Regions from separate parts of the Homo sapiens genome. Here all the other regions are linked to region 1. A link is a contact called in ENCODE Hi-C or POLR2A ChIA-PET data. All regions are on one chromosome and are shown on one strand. Each heading gives the region's core, a stretch centred on a gene start or an enhancer-like site at or near the end of the contact. The rest is flanking DNA. Distances are from core to core; before and after follow the strand shown.

The links. Hi-C counts contacts between places; a loop is a spot of excess contacts on that map. ChIA-PET counts read pairs that join two places held with the same protein, here RNA polymerase II (POLR2A). Pooled maps may share reads with other maps.
Region 2: a loop to region 1 is called in a map of CD8-positive, alpha-beta T cell, with 29 times the contacts of the local background. The contact joins the promoter of HIBCH here to the promoter of WDR75 in region 1. A Hi-C loop is called at or near these places in 8 of 168 maps with a recorded cell type or tissue (CD4-positive, alpha-beta T cell, CD4-positive, alpha-beta memory T cell, CD8-positive, alpha-beta T cell and 3 more), 5 of 37 single-sample maps with no recorded cell type and 17 of 50 pooled maps. POLR2A ChIA-PET finds 5 or more read pairs at or near these places in 2 of 52 experiments (OCI-LY7 and naive thymus-derived CD4-positive, alpha-beta T cell).
Region 3: a map with no recorded cell type shows a loop between it and region 1 (13-fold over the local background). The contact joins the promoter of AKAP19 here to the promoter of WDR75 in region 1. A Hi-C loop is called at or near these places in 4 of 37 single-sample maps with no recorded cell type and 4 of 50 pooled maps.

The regions. Positions count from the first base shown.
Region 1 is chr2:189,439,139-189,444,154 of GRCh38, forward strand. It overlaps WDR75 (WD repeat domain 75), which reads left to right and starts at 2,336. Exons shown (of 21, transcript NM_032168.3): 1 at 2,336-2,440. The coding sequence starts at 2,355. It also overlaps a transcript of COL5A2 not described here. RefSeq lists enhancers at 1,202-1,900, 1,672-1,831, 1,852-2,071, 2,332-2,461, 2,482-2,711 and 1 more.
Region 2 is chr2:190,317,306-190,322,321 of GRCh38, forward strand. HIBCH (3-hydroxyisobutyryl-CoA hydrolase) reads right to left here and starts at 2,521. Exons shown (of 14, transcript NM_014362.4): 1 at 2,411-2,521. The coding sequence starts at 2,445.
Region 3 is chr2:190,178,568-190,183,583 of GRCh38, forward strand. It overlaps AKAP19 (A-kinase anchoring protein 19), which reads left to right and starts at 2,296. Exons shown (of 2, transcript NM_001042519.2): 1 at 2,296-2,542. RefSeq lists silencers at 1,652-1,751, 2,022-2,471 and an enhancer at 2,250-3,049.

The sequences.
Region 1 (5,016 bases), core at 1,086-3,585:
TCAAACCCTTATAATCACTTTCTTTTCTACTTTGAGTTTCCCCTTGGCACATAAATACATCAAAAGTATAATAAGTTTTTGTTTCTTCCCATGATAAGGTAAGGTCCAGTAACATACAGATTTTGTTAACTATTTTTCTCACTCCAGTATTCCCAGAGCCTGAAAGAATGTCTGGCATATACTAGGCACTTAGTAAATATTTCCTGGATGGAAGATGCCAAATAAGTGTTTCTGGAAAATCCTTTTCCTTCTGTATATAGGCTATGCTCTTTCTTGCTATTCCCTTATTTCTTCTAACTGAAAGGAACATGAACTGTGAGCATAAGGACAAAACCAATATGGTTAAGGACAATAACACAAAGAACAAAGTAGAGAAAGCACAGGTCCCTGGTGGCATGAATGATCCACTGCACTAGCCCTATTCTGCCTACCTCAGCCTTCTTGTTACATGATAAAGACAACGCACTATTAATTAAACAGCTGTAGGTGGGATTGGTTCCTTAAAAATTATGTAAAAAGAAATCAAAATACAAATGACTTATCTTTCTGGGCACTTCAGTAAATTAAAACTCTGTGTAAAATAATCCTCCTATACATTTATCAATCCAGCTAGTTTTTGTCCATATCAGGATTTCTGATTCTTTTCTGAAAAATCTAAAGTTACCATACAGTAACATACAACTAAAGTCACACTAATTTGAGTGAAAATATTTATTTTGTTTCTTGGCTCAGGCCCTAAGGAAAAGCCTGTATCAGGTTACAAAGTACCCAACAAAGTCTTTAAAAGATTTATTGTGCATACATCAAGAGACTAAACAAAAAGAGGTTAAGGCTGCAGAATCAAAAGTGATATTTTACACTCCATCCACTGTGACAAAGGGTATCACAGTCATGAAAGAGAAAGCTGGTTACAGCTTGAGATAAACCAAAATTATTAAATATCTCCCTTTCTAGTTCTGGCTCCCCAAATAATAAAGTTTTGAGCACTTTAATAAGCTAGACTCCTCAGTAAAAAGTAAATTTATCCCTGATTTTTACAGTGGTGCTGTCCCAGGATATGTCTTGACCTTTGTGAATATTGTATTTCTCCACCATAAATAAACTTATAGGTATAATCATGTGTGGCTTAATGATGGGGATATGTTCTAAGAAATGCATTTTAGGTGATTTCATCATTGTGTGAATATCACAGAGTGTACCTACACAAACCTAGATGGTACAGCCTACTACACACCTAGGCTGTACGTTATAGCTGATTGCTCCTAGGCTACAAATCTGAACAACATGTTACTGTACTCAATATTGCAGGCAATTGTAACAGAATAGTATTTGTGTATTTAAACACATAAAAGGTACAGTAAAAACACAGTATTATAATCTTACGGAATCACCATGTTATATGCATTGATTGAAAGATCCTTATGTGACATGTGACTATATTTGAGACCTTGGTAATTTTGTGGTAAATCCACAAATCAAGAAGCGAAATCAAAATAGGCAACATAATATACAGGGTCCAAGAATATGATACGTGTAAGTTTACAAAGGAAAACTGGAGATAAACTGGCAAAAATAAACATGTTGAGATTTTAGGGGTTCCTAACCCACAGATTCTATTCACTAATGGGAAAAGGTAAAACTCAGGAAACCAGAGACCAGCGCCCTGAAACCTGGCGGGACTGGCCGAATGTCAGATTAGCCCGAGCAGCTACACTGAACGCTGCGGAAGATGCACCAGAATCCCGGAGTAGGAGCCAGATTTCCAAAGGAAGAAAGCTAGGCCCTAGGACTGTGGAGATTCTGTAGTAACCTAAGCGATGTTCACAAGAACAGAAGAACGGCTAATGAGAGGAACAAAAAGCTGTACAAGGAAGAGAAAGCTACCTTTCCACCCAATAACTCAACGCTGCGACCGAGAAAACCAGGGACGCGAGAGGCTCGCGTCATCCTGCAGCGCCGACACCACAGACACTAGAAAGCGACGCCTCCGGTGGGACGACTGGAGGTCACGTGGTACACTATACGCCACCTTTCCCTTCTGGCGGAAAAAGCCATAGAGTCAGGTTGACAAGGCCTGAGAGAAATATGTCTGTATTAAATAATTGTGTATAGGTATATAATAAAAACTGATTGTCTCTAAATCTCTGTTTTGCTTTCACCTTTTCTTACAAGTGTCTTAGTTTGACATTGCCCACACAAAAGGTGCCTGCACGGAAGCGGAGTCCTACCACCGAGTCTCAGGCCTAGAAGGGCCCGGGGGTGGGTTCTGTGGGCTGGGAACAGCCTTATTACCCGGCTCAACGAAGGAAGTTCAGGGCGGGACCAGAGATTGGCCATTCCGCTACTGCGCAAAGATGGTGGAGGAGGAGAACATCCGCGTGGTTCGTTGTGGCGGCAGCGAGTTGAACTTTAGGAGAGCTGTGTTCTCTGCAGATTCTAAGTATGAGGGGCACCGCGCTTTGTCGGCTGAGGGGCGGGGCGTGAGTTTCTCGAGGGTCGGGGAGAAGGAATTGTCAGTCGCGTTCGGACTCGCCCGCCTGGCGGATATCGGCTTTGGGTAGAGCACGCGCCTGTGGGGGATCCCCAGGGTACCTGGGAGGTCCCGTTACCACTGCAGATTGGGTTGCGTCCCCCGATTCCTGGACAGTTTACCTGCAGGTAGATAAAGGCCCTGGAGCCGGTCTCCGTGTCGAGGATCTGGAAGGTGTTCGGGCGGCTGGAAAATGGTCCAGGGGTGGATGTGTATGCCACTACCTTTGCAGTACCTACTCTTTCGTACAGAATCATGTTTTGGAGTGACTAAAACCTAAAACTATTCCGCTTTTTCTACCCACTCCTCACTCCTGAAGCATAGTGCATGAAGCATAGTGCAGTCTTTTCGGAACTTTACATGAAAACAGATGTTAGATTCTTTATGAGATAAAAATACGCTAAGACTTGGTCTCTTTTCTCAGTGTAGCTGGAAACCAAACCACTCCCTGGCTTCAAAATCCACTTCTTACATTATGAAACCTTTGTAAGTTTCTTAATCTTTGCCTCAGTTGCCATCATCTGTAAAGGGGGACAATATTTAGTTCATCTCACGTGGTTATTGGGAGGATTAAATGCCTCAATATGTTAAAACTACAGACAACAATGCCCGGCACATAATGGCTCAATGTATGTAGCTGTAATCATTATTACTGTATTGTCAGGTTTTCAAATAACTTTAGGTAGGGTGGCACTTAATAAAATCAAAAAACCCTTTCTGCCTTAGAAGAGTAGAGATAGTATTTTATGAAAGTTTGTAGCCTCCACAATATTCTTTTTTTTTTTTTTTTTTTTTTTTTTGATGCAGAATCTCACTCTGTCACCCAGGCTGGAGTGCAGTGGCTCAATCTAGGCTCATTGCAACCTCCGCCTCCCTGGTTCAAGCAATTCTGGTGCCTCGGCCTCCTGAGTAGCAAGTATTATAAGCGCGGGCCACCACGCCCGCTAATTTTTGTATTTTTAGTAGAGAGAGGGTTTCGCCATGTTGGCCAGGCTGCCCTGGAACTCCTGGCCTCAAGTGATCTGCCCACCTGAACCTCCCAAAGTGCAGCGATTACAGTGAGCAACTGTGCCCGGCCCACCCCCACAATATTCTGCATATGAGTGTACGACAGGTAGTTGTTGAAGGTAATGCAAGCATGACTGAAAGAGCTTTTATAAATTGCCTTAGAAGCCAAAAAAAAATGAGTCCTGTGGCTTTGTTGACATTGATCTTATGAATCAAAGGAAGAAACAGGCTTTAAGAGGCTGTCACACTGTGACGCTTCGGACTCATATCCATGTAACCAGTACTGTTCTTATACCTTATTCATTATAATGAGGTCCATTGTGTGTTTGATTTGCTAAGCCCAACAATTCATTTTTTAAGTACTTGTCAACTATATATTATGTATAACATGCTGCAGTGACAAAAACTAAGATAATTTTAATATTGATCCTGCCTTCGAGGAGCTTACAGTCTAGTGAGGAAAAGGAATACTCAGTAACAGATTTTTCTTACTGTGGTCCTGTAGGAAGGAGCTCATAAGAAGAGATTACTTCCCAAACTAAGAAGGACGGAGAAGATTGCTGAGCAAATGACATTTGTGCTAGGCCTAGATGATATTTTAAGTGGGGAATATGGACAGAAGACATTTCAGGTGGGGAGGACAGTGTAAGCAAGAAAGACAGAAGTGATTTCTGTTGAACAGGCTGGTACAGTTAGCTAGTAAGAATGGTATATATTAAGGGAGGTAGTGGGAAATGAGGTTGGAAAGGACACGTGCAGCCAGTTGTTGGTTGTTGTTTGGACCAAAGAGAATGGTTTTTTAATTCTTTAAGGGGACGGCGGTAATCAGTTGTAATTTGATTGTGTTTCTTCAATAATGTTAACCTGAAAACTGTAAAACTCTATGATACATGTTGGTGAGTGGAGAAATGAGAGCTGGGTAGGCTGATGTACATAAAGTACAGTGATGGCATAGAAGAGGGAGTTACATAGTCAGTTTTACCTTCAGTAGTGGTTCTTGCAGCAATGGCAAGAGTTTGCCTCACCAGTAATACTGGGGGATGGAATGCCAGGCAAACAAGCTTGAAATCTGGGGGCCTTGAAAACTGGGGGGATTGAGCCTTCTATGTAAAGTCAGTGTAATTGCAGCATAGGGTATAAGAGATGGCAGGAAAAGACTCTGGAAGAATAGAGACCAGGGGTTAGAAGACCAGTGCAGGCATCCAAGCAAGAAATCACTTTTGCCCAAACTAAGGTAATATTGAACATGGAGAAAAGAGACAGGGTTTTAGAGTGATTTCACAGTCAGTGTCAATGGGGAGATAGAGTTCAGTTCGGGGTTATTAACTCTAAGGTACCTGTAAAACAACCAGGTGGATATAGCTAGTAGTAGGTAGAAATTCAGGACTGAAGTTTGGAGAACTTGGTCAAGATTTAGAGATTTTTTTTTTGTCATCTATATATAAGCTAATAATTAAAACCATTTATCTAACAAATGA
Region 2 (5,016 bases), core at 1,271-3,770, 880 kb after region 1:
AAAATTACTTTTGTCTAATTATGTGTTTCCTATCTGCTCTCCTTTCAGACTCCAAGGGCCCTACATAAGGAACAGTAGGAAAACCAAGTAGTCCAGAGTGGCTACAGGATAATAGAAATGCCTAGAACTGTGCTTCCCAGCAAGTAGAACAGAACAGTAGGTAATTGTTCATCCATGAATATACTGGGGCCAAATCTGTGAAATCCAGACTGGTAAAACTGTATTTAATTGCATAAGCAGAAGGGCACCTCTGTGAGATTCTGAGAAGAATGGCAGGCACTGAAGTAAAACCTTAGCGAGATTAACCTGGCAATCTTGTACAGAAACAATTCACACTGGGAAGAGGAAAAAGTGATTAACTTTGAGACTACTGTTGAAACCTGAATCCACAGGAAGAGGTTAAGGTTTGGGAGTGTGGGAGAACTTAGGTAAGTTTGAGAATCTAGAAGAATGATAGTGCCAAGAGAGACAAAGAGTAAGGGTTATACTTACGTGCAAATTTATTTTTCTTTTCCTTTTTTCCTTTTTTTTTTTTTGAGACAGAGTCTCACCCTGTCGCCCAGGCTGGAGTGCAGTGGCATGATCTCGGCTCACTGCAACCTCCCCCTCCCAGGTTCCAGCAATTATCCTGCCTCAGCCTCCCAAGCAGCTGGGATTACAGGGCCCTGCCACCACACCCAGCTAATTTTTTTGTATTTTTAGTAGAGACGGGGTTTCACTATGTTGGCCAGCCTGGTCTTGAACTCCTGACCTCAGATGATATGCCCGCCTCGGCCTCCCAAAGTGCTGGGATTACAGGTGTGAGCCCCCGCGCCTAGCCCTTAAGTGCAAATTTATATATGAGGTGCAACTGAGGCATTCAGAGGGTTGTGACCAGCATTAGAGCTCAGGGCAAGTCAGGTTAGACAAAAATTTGAGTTACCCTAAGACAGATGATTTGGGAACCAAAAAAAAAAAAAAGTCCAAGAGCTAAACTGGCACTGGGGTAAGGAGAGGCGGTGGAGAGTGGCATTAGAAAAGTAGGCCAGTACCGAAGAAGCCAAGGGAGGCCAGAGTTCAAGTGGGGCTGCCCAACACTGTCAACCATGGCCCAAGGCCTTTTTTCCTCTCAGAAACACTTTCCGTGGCACCCTATTCCCTTATACAGTTGTGGGTTAGGGTATTGTGGACTGGACCATCTTGGCCTCTGCTTTCTAGGATAATACCCACTTCAGGGCTGAGTCTGGAAAAGGCATCTCAGATCAAAGCCCCCAAAATGGTCCTGGCCTCACCTACAGAGTACTGCATCTTGGAACGTGGGGTGGAAGAAAGCCAAGCTGAATTGTGGAAATGACAGATCCTTTCCTAAGTCAGCTAACTTTAACAAACATGTCTTTCCAGTTTGTTTCTCTATTTGCTATTTGCTGACAACACTGAAAAAGCGGCAGTAACGATTACGTGTACTGATTTTCTTAGCATTTACTAAATCTCTCCATGAGCTGGTGCAAGGACAACTAATTTTAAGGTATTAAAAAAACAAACAGAAAAGCAACTCTTAAATGTATAACAAAAATTTACTGAGAATTAGGTCTGTGGATACAGTGTTAGACATCTAGACACTTTCCCCTGAAACTATTCTTCTTAAGTCAAGGAAACACCTCCATCCCTTTTCAGGAAACCCAGAAGGCAAACTCTAAGGCTTAAAGAATCCAGTAATTTAAGTCGTCCTTATTTTAAAGAAATAAGGACGGTTCTCCCTTCAAGTGGGCGCAGCTGCTACCTGGTATGACAGTACAGGGCCAGGCAGTGGGCTGTTTAAGGCGCATGCAGCCTAAAGATGATGGCTACCAGATTTCCTAGGCTGAGCTCAAAGCGCAGTGAGGGGTACTTTCAAAAAGTTAAACAATGTTTGCAAACATGCTCCCCCATGCCACGTTAAATGTCCCTCAACACTAGCCTGAAAGTTCCAAATGCCTATACTGACGCTGCAGCCATGCAAGAAAGCTGAATAAAATCACACCACGGGCAGAGAGAGGTGCAGCAACTGGCAAAGCACCTGTGTGTGCTGGCTGCACAAAACATGCCGCACAGTTCCGCTAAGCTAAATCTGTCCGTGTCCCCAGACTGCACCCAACTTTTAAGAAAGGAAAGAAACTGAGGCCAAAAGAATTAAAGTCGTGTGGGGACAAGCCTGAATTAAGAGCCAGAGTGGCAGAAAACCAGAGTGCTGCTGCAAAGAAGATGCTAGAGGGAGAAAGGAAAGACAGGGACGGGGGCTGGGGCTTGGGGAGGGCCAAGGTTGGGGTCTCACAGCGGCGCCTCTGAGCGCGACTCGAAACTTCGAGGCCAGCAGTCTCCACCCCCGGCCCTTTTCCCACTGTGGCGAGTGCCGCTGAAGAGCCTGCCCTTGGCCCCTCGCTCTCTCACTCACCTCGACATGAGCCTCCACATCTCGCGCTGCCCCATCGCCAAACACTCCGAAGCTAAAGCAGCAGAGCGAGAATCTCCCGGACCGTTCCAGCGCCTCGCGTGAGCCCCGCCCACCGCCGTCCTGCGCCGCCGGGCACAGATGACAAGTCCTCCAGGAAGCCAGAGCGACCGTTTCCGCTACGCGACGGGGAAGGGCGGGGCAAGAACGACGCCTGGAGGAAATAGTTGAGGGAGAGGAAGGGATCGGGGACCGGGCCAGGGAGAAGGCGGAGAGCGAGCTGAGGCGGAGCGGGAAGAGGGAGGATAGAACGGACTAGGGCGGATTCGCAGGAAAGGAGATTGCCCTCTAGAGGCTGTCTTAGCCCAAAGCGCAACCTGTTGTCTAGGCTTGGCCTGCCAATTTGACCAGCAGGGACTGATGTGAAAGACTTTTCTGGAATTTTAGTAATTTTTTATTAAAACGTAAACTTAGTATTCTTTGAGACTCAAGTAGAGGAATTACAGTTGATAAAGGACATCGATGTAGTTTATTCATTCCTAACCCAATACAGCCGAATTCCTTTAATATTAGGATTGAGACATTTTCATTTTTCTTGGGAAAAGTTACAGATCTCCCACTCTTCCTCAAAGACACACAAGAGTTGTCTGATTAAGACATAATAGATATGTCTTCCCAACTAAAGTAAAAGTTGCTGTTATCAGTGGAAGCATAATTACATTCAGAAAGTAGCTTACTCTTAAATGAAACCAACATTTAACTCAACTACTAGGATCCACTGTTAAATTGAGGAAAACGTTCCTCCGCTTCCAGATCCACCCAGATGTGTAGCAGAAGACATTTCATCGCCACTATTAAGTATTGACACATTTATCAGAAAGAAGAAATCCGGTGACAAATTTCAGAGAGGACACATGAAAGGAGTTATTCTTAGTACCTTGATATTTAAAGAGATACACTGTTGAGACTTTGATCAAAAATTACGTTGCTAACCTAGGTCAAATGTAATAACCAAATGCCCACTGAGAAGAGGACAGACAACAGACATCACAGAAGGAACTCCTTACCTGCAATTTGGTTTTTAACTGGCTACAGGACATCACCATCTGACATCACCATCATGCCTCATTCACTGCGCACAGAAATGAACCATTCATCTGACCTAGCATGGTTTACTGGAAAAAGCATGGGCTTTCCTGTTAGTCAGACTGAGATTCAAATCTTCCTTGCCGCCCTAGCTTCATGTGTGTGAAACCTGAGTCTCACAAGGCCTCATCGTTAGAAGGGCCCTGTGCTTGTTTTAATGCTGTGCTATTAATAATTTTTGAACAAGGAAACACAAATTTTCATTTTACACTAGGCCTGCAAATTATGTAATCAGTCCTACCCCTAGCACACTAATAGTTTAATGACCTTGAACAAATTATATAGCTTTTCAGAACCTCCATTTTCTCATCTGAAAATGGATGTGCTGATGATTAGAGGTGTTTGTGAAGATCCATTGAAATATAGAAATATGTGCATAAATTACTTAGGACTTCGTAGGTATCAAGACCTGTCAGTTATGCCACACCTTCCACCAAGCTGTCCTTCCTATTCCTAAATTCTCTATTTCTTCTAATGATGCTATCGTCTTCTGGCTTCCCGCTCTAGAAACCTCAGTCCTTTAAAGAAAATTATCTTAACATTCTATTTTGAAGATTTTCAAACATATAGCAAAATTATAAAAATTTAAAGCAAACGCCTATGTGCTCACCACATAGATTCTACCTAGATTTACATTTTATCTTGCTTTATTCCTTATCCCAAATACCTTATTTTTAAATGCATTTCAAAGTTAATTACAAGCATCGTTTTACTTCTCCCAAAATATGGCATGTGTCTTACTACCTAGAGTTAAATATTTGTTTACATATTTTCCCTTTTGAGACAAAATTTACATACAACAAAATGCACAAATCTTAAGTGTACATTCACTGAGTTTGACAAATGTATACACTTGTGTAACCAAAATTCCTTAGATATAAACCATTGTCATCACCCCAAAAAGTTTCCTCTCACGATTTCCCAGACATTCTCTGCCTACCACTGCCTTCCCCACCCCAACCCCCGCCCCAGAAGCAACCACTGTTCTGTCTCGAGAACCACTGTTTGTTTTGAGACAGGGTCTCACTCTATCACCCAGGCTAGAGTACAGTGCCACAGTCATAGCTGACTGCAGCTTCAACCTCCCTGGGCTGAAGCAATCCTCCCACCTCAGCCTCCTGAGTAGATGGGACTACAGGCACATGCCACCACACCCAGCTAATTTTTGTATTTTTTTTTTTTTTGCGAGATAGAGTCTTGCCATGTTACTCAGGCTGGCCTCCAACTCCTGGGCTCAAAAGATCTCCCCGCCTCGATCTCCCAAAGTGCTAGGATTACAGGTGTTAAATACTGCACCCAGTCTGATTTTTCTCTACCATCAATTAGTTTTGCATCTTCTGAAAATTCATATAAAATGGAATCATACAGTGTGCGCTTTTTTTGTATAGCATTTTTCACTTAGCAAAATGTCCATATCGTGTGTATCGGTAGTTTCCTCCATTTTATTACTGAGTAGTATTTCA
Region 3 (5,016 bases), core at 1,046-3,545, 740 kb after region 1:
GACCTGACCTGGGTCTCCCCCACCAGCTTGGCCAGCCCTATGATGGCGAAGGAAGGGTCAGGCTCCAGCCTGGCAGGAGCAGCTTGGCTCGGTGTGTAGGCCTCGCTCCCTCATGGCCCGCTTCATCTGTAGACCAAAGGCTGGTCCAATTTGTTCTCAAACTGAGTGAAAGAAATTTTCAAGTTTATGGGTTTCTCTTCTGATGGAGGCCAGAGACTCTCACCCACTTTTTCTTTCCTTCTGACCTGGTAACTGGGAAGTAAAAAACACAAATTTCTAAGTGTCTCCTCTGCCTAGATCACATCAAGAACTGACGCCATCCCCTCAGTGTGGAACCCAGGGGTCTCCTAAGGATGATTCCAGCACTAGGTTGATAGAAGTTTAAAGCTGGGGAAGGAAGAGCACAAGAAAATTACATAACTTAAGTGAAGAACTAGGCCTAAAAGTGGAACCTTGCATTTGAGCATAATTATTTAGCATGGTGTGCCTGAAATATGTAGAACTGAATAATTTGTTTTATGTAAGTATAATCAATTTGTATACATTAAAATTGATACTGGCTGGGTGCGGTGGCTCACACCTGTAATCCCAGCACTTTGGGAAGCCAAGGCGGATGGATCACCTGAGGTCTGGGGTTCGGGATCAGCCTGGCAAACATGGTGAAACCCTGTCTCTACTAAAAATACAAAAATTAGCCTGGCATGGTGGCAGGCGCCTGTAATCTCAGCCACTCAGGAGCTGAGGCAGGAGAATCGCTTGAACCTGGGAGGTGGGGGTTGCAGTGAGCCAAGATTGCGCCATTGCACTCCAGCCTGGGCGACAAGAGCAAGACTCCATCTCAAAAAAAAGAAAAAAAAAATGATACTTATCAGAAAAATCAATTAATATAGGTATACTTACATTCTATGATTGTCAGGATGTACCAACTCCAATCCCATTAATCATACTAGCATGAAGAAAAATTACATTTCTGGGCCACTGGGTTTGTATATAACCTTAGCTAATTTAAGCCTGGATAAAAATAAGAATGCTTGATTCATTTAAAATCTGAGATTCTGGGATAGATTTTTGTGTAACTTAAACTTCTCAACTCTTCTGCAATCTAGGTTTATTTTTTACTATAATGTACCTTCAAAGAGCTAAGTCTCAGTTTATAGATTGTTAGTTTTTTAAGTTCCACTCTCTTTCGTTGTACTGCTGAACTCTGGGCCTCTGTGTCCTCATCTGTAATGTGGAGTCAAAATTATCACTAAGGTCCCTTCAAGCATGAATTTCGCATTGACTAATCCGTTGTAGAACACAAGGAAAATAATGGTTCTTTTGTAGTTCTCTTGGGACTTTTACTATTGCTAGAAATCATGCTGGGCAGATGCAGGCATCACATGGACTGTGCGGGGAAGTGTAACTCAATAATGGCCATGTTTTGAGGCAGTGGTATTCAATGCTTTAAAGAGTGAGAAAATGGCCTTTAGAGATACTTTGTTTGAAAGAGAAACACGCTTGGAAAATGTTCTTGAGTATTTCTGTATGGAAAAGTATAAAATGGATATGTCCTTTAAATGTTTAAGTACTTCCAACACTTTTGCTCTGCATACTCATGGTGCAAACGAGGTGGGAAGGGCGGAATCCCTGGCCTAGCTCTGCGAGAGTGGGGTTTCAGGTCAAAGCAGGTCTGGCAGCTCTGCCCGGCCCAAGCGCAGAACCCTTAGCTGGGAAGGCCGCGGCCAGGCTGCGGGGCCCCCTGCAGGCGGGCTCAGTGCCCCGGCCCAGCACCTGTTGTCCCAAGGCAGGCCCCGCGGGGGAGAGGCCTTGGAGGGCAGCGCCCCCTCTCACCAGGGCGGAGCTCAGGAGAGTTCGCAGCCCAGGGGGCCGAGACCAGGGGCAGGGCCAGCGAAATGCCTCGCTGGCTCTTACTTTCATTGACCTCTGCGATGCCTCGCTGGCTTCTGCTTTCATTGACCTTTGCGGGTCTGTTCCCGCTGCGGCGCCGGCAGCTGCTTGGTAGTTGCGGGGGGCGTGAGGGCGGTGGCCCAGACCAACCGGCTGGCAGCCCAGCTCCGCTCCGCCCGCCCCTGCCTCGGACCCTGCGCCTGAGGAAGTATCGAGGCAACCCTCTGCCACCCGAAGTTCGTGGGTCGCTCCCAGAGGGCGCGCCCTGGAGCCGAGCGCCCTTGGGCGGCCATCTGGAGGCCAGGTGCGGGCCGCGAACCCGCGAGGAGCGCGCGGCGGGCGCGGCGGCGACGGCAGGAGGAGGGGCCGGGAGCCCGGGCGCCGCCGAAGGACGCCCCGTCCTCCACATGCTGCCACTTGGCTGAGCCGGGCGCCGGCGAGAAGGCGGCGCCGCTGCCCTGGCAGCTGGACTGCACTTTGCCCCCGCCCGGCCTCAGCTGCCGCCCGCCCAGACGCCAGCAAGCCCCCCTCCCACGACAGGGCTGCTCCGGGAGCTTCGGAGACCCGCCCCGGGCCTGAGCGCAGGCTGCCTCCGGGACCCCACGGCTGTCCGGACGTGCCATGGGCGCGCAGCTGCCGGGCAACGTGTTGTGTAAGTGAACATCTGGGAGGTGGGTGACTGGTGAAGGGCGGGTGTCTGTCGGTCTTTGCTTGTCAGCTGTGCCTTTTAGATTTTTCAATGGCAGAAACCCATGAGTTACAGGAGGCTTTAATTAAACGAGACCGTTCTCAGCCAGCTGCCGTGGATAGAGCCTCACATCTCCGTCCCCTAATCGAGAAGAGTTAGCCCCTACCCCTTCAATTTTGTTCTGGGCTTCCCAGTGAAAGGTATCTCATTATGAGTTGCAATTCCACCCTGCTGCCTACCTGAAGAGTGAGTGAAGATTTTCAGGTAAGAGATTTGCCCGTGAACATTGCATTGATATGCCAAGCTGTCAGGCTTGTGCTCTGAATGGCATATCATGAGCAAAGTATTAGCTCTCGTGCTCTTTGGAGCTGTGGGAGGCTGAATATTGAGGTGAAATGATGCAAATAAGAAATTAAGAGGAGTAGACGGGTAAGATCCTTTAGCCATGAGTTAAGGGGTCAAAGAAGCAAAGCGGAACAATTGGAGTTGTCTCTCTTGTCTCTGGTCTGACACCAGCCCTTCCCCTATCCTTTAGGGAATTAGGTTAACATAAAATTGTAAACTAGTAAATGTTCTTATCAAAGACCATCTTTTTAGGATCTAGTGTATGTGGCAGCTCTCTCAGGGAAATTTTTAGATAAGAATTCGGAGGAATAGGGAATCTACTTTTATTATGACAAAGTATAAATCAAACCAAGATCAACAGTTGGCTATTCCTTTTTCCCTTTGGATGAGGCTGTTTTCAAACACCTAACATGGCTATCATAAATAGATGGCAAATAACATTATTTAGGCATTCTGCTTTCAAGCAGAATGGTCTGGAAGAATAATTTCAGTTTTTAATTTTGTTTTGCCATTAAACAAAAATTATAATCATTACTTATTTAGGTCCACACAATGTTGTAACAAAAGGATGCTTTAAAATTGTAGACCAACCTCCAATCCATTTTATTATCTCCTCTGTAGCACTCCTGACAGGCCAGCCACATTTTGATTGAACACTTCAGTGACAGGAAGCTCATTACATTTTGACGGGTTCCTCCTTTTCTGTTGTTAGCAAGGCCTTGTTTACGCTGAACTGACAATCACTTAGGAAGCAGTACCTGTTTCTCATTAGTCCTACCTGGCCAATAGCGCTCCAACTGTGAACTTAGAAACAAGATTTTTCTGCAAAAAGGATCTGAAACTTTAGTCAGTCTGAAAAGGGTCCATGACCCAAAAATAGTTAAGAAATGAAAGGTCTAAAGTGATACAAAATAATATTTTTGTCTCCTTTGCTTGACAGCCTTTCAGATCCCTGAGCCTCAGTTTCTCATCTGTAAAATGGGAATAATATACTTTGTCTAACCCTAGGGTTACTGTGAGGATTAAATTAATAATATTAATAAAGTACTTAGTAGAGGTGCCTAGGAGTCAGTAAATGTTAGTTATCTTCAATAAATACTAGTTTTTATGTTTCCTTCCTTACCTAAGACCCCTCTCTGTGCTAAAGATCCTTAGCCCAAAATTGAATTCAATAAGTCAGTTTAACCCAAACAGTGCAGGGTGCAATGAGCTGCCATCTTCAAATAAAATAATCTATTGCTTAATTGGCATTTGTAGTAAATACTCAGAAGTTGACTAAAAACCTCACCTCCATACCCCGTGTGCTTTGCTGTCAAGCAAAGGAGACAAAAATAAAGGTAGGCTTTATTAATTTTTAAATTATGCAGTTAAGCATTTCTTGAATCTGAATTTCTTTTTTCTCTTGGCTTGTATTACTTAAAGCCTCTGTATGGTTTGCAGTTTGTTAGATAGACGTTTTAATCTTATGTCATTCATCATGTTAATTCTACTTTTCAGTTTTGTGTCACCTACACATTTGCTGAGTTTATTCACCAGACATTCAAGTCACTGATAATAGATAGGACAAGTCCTTTTACTGTGACCGTGGTACCTCTAGAAACCTGTGGCACAGTAGGAATGGTCCTGGATTTTTGGAGGCTGGTTTTGGAGTCTGGCCCTGATACCTATTAGCTTTGTGACCTTGAGAAACTTCAGTATCAATAAAATGAGGTAACATCTGCCTTTCAGGGTGGTTGTTAAAATTCAAAGTATTGAAAGTGCCAAGTACGATAATGGCTGGAAATCTAGTTGGCCTTCAGTAGATTTTGCTTGAACTAATGAATTCGCTGGACTCAGCCCTTTCTTATCAAACTATTCTAGTCCATAGAGCAGTCTTCTCCATAAGGACATTATGAGAAAAATGTCTTGCTGAAAAGTAAAGATCTTGCATATTCCCTGATCTACCACAAAAGTAAATAACATTAGTTTAAAAATGAATGATTCTTAGCAAATTGTTAGTTCCTAGAAATCCGCAGTCTTTTCCTCCACCCCTCATTTTTCCTTGTTTAATGTTTAAGTTTCGAATTTTGCCAGAGATAGATGTCAAACTATTA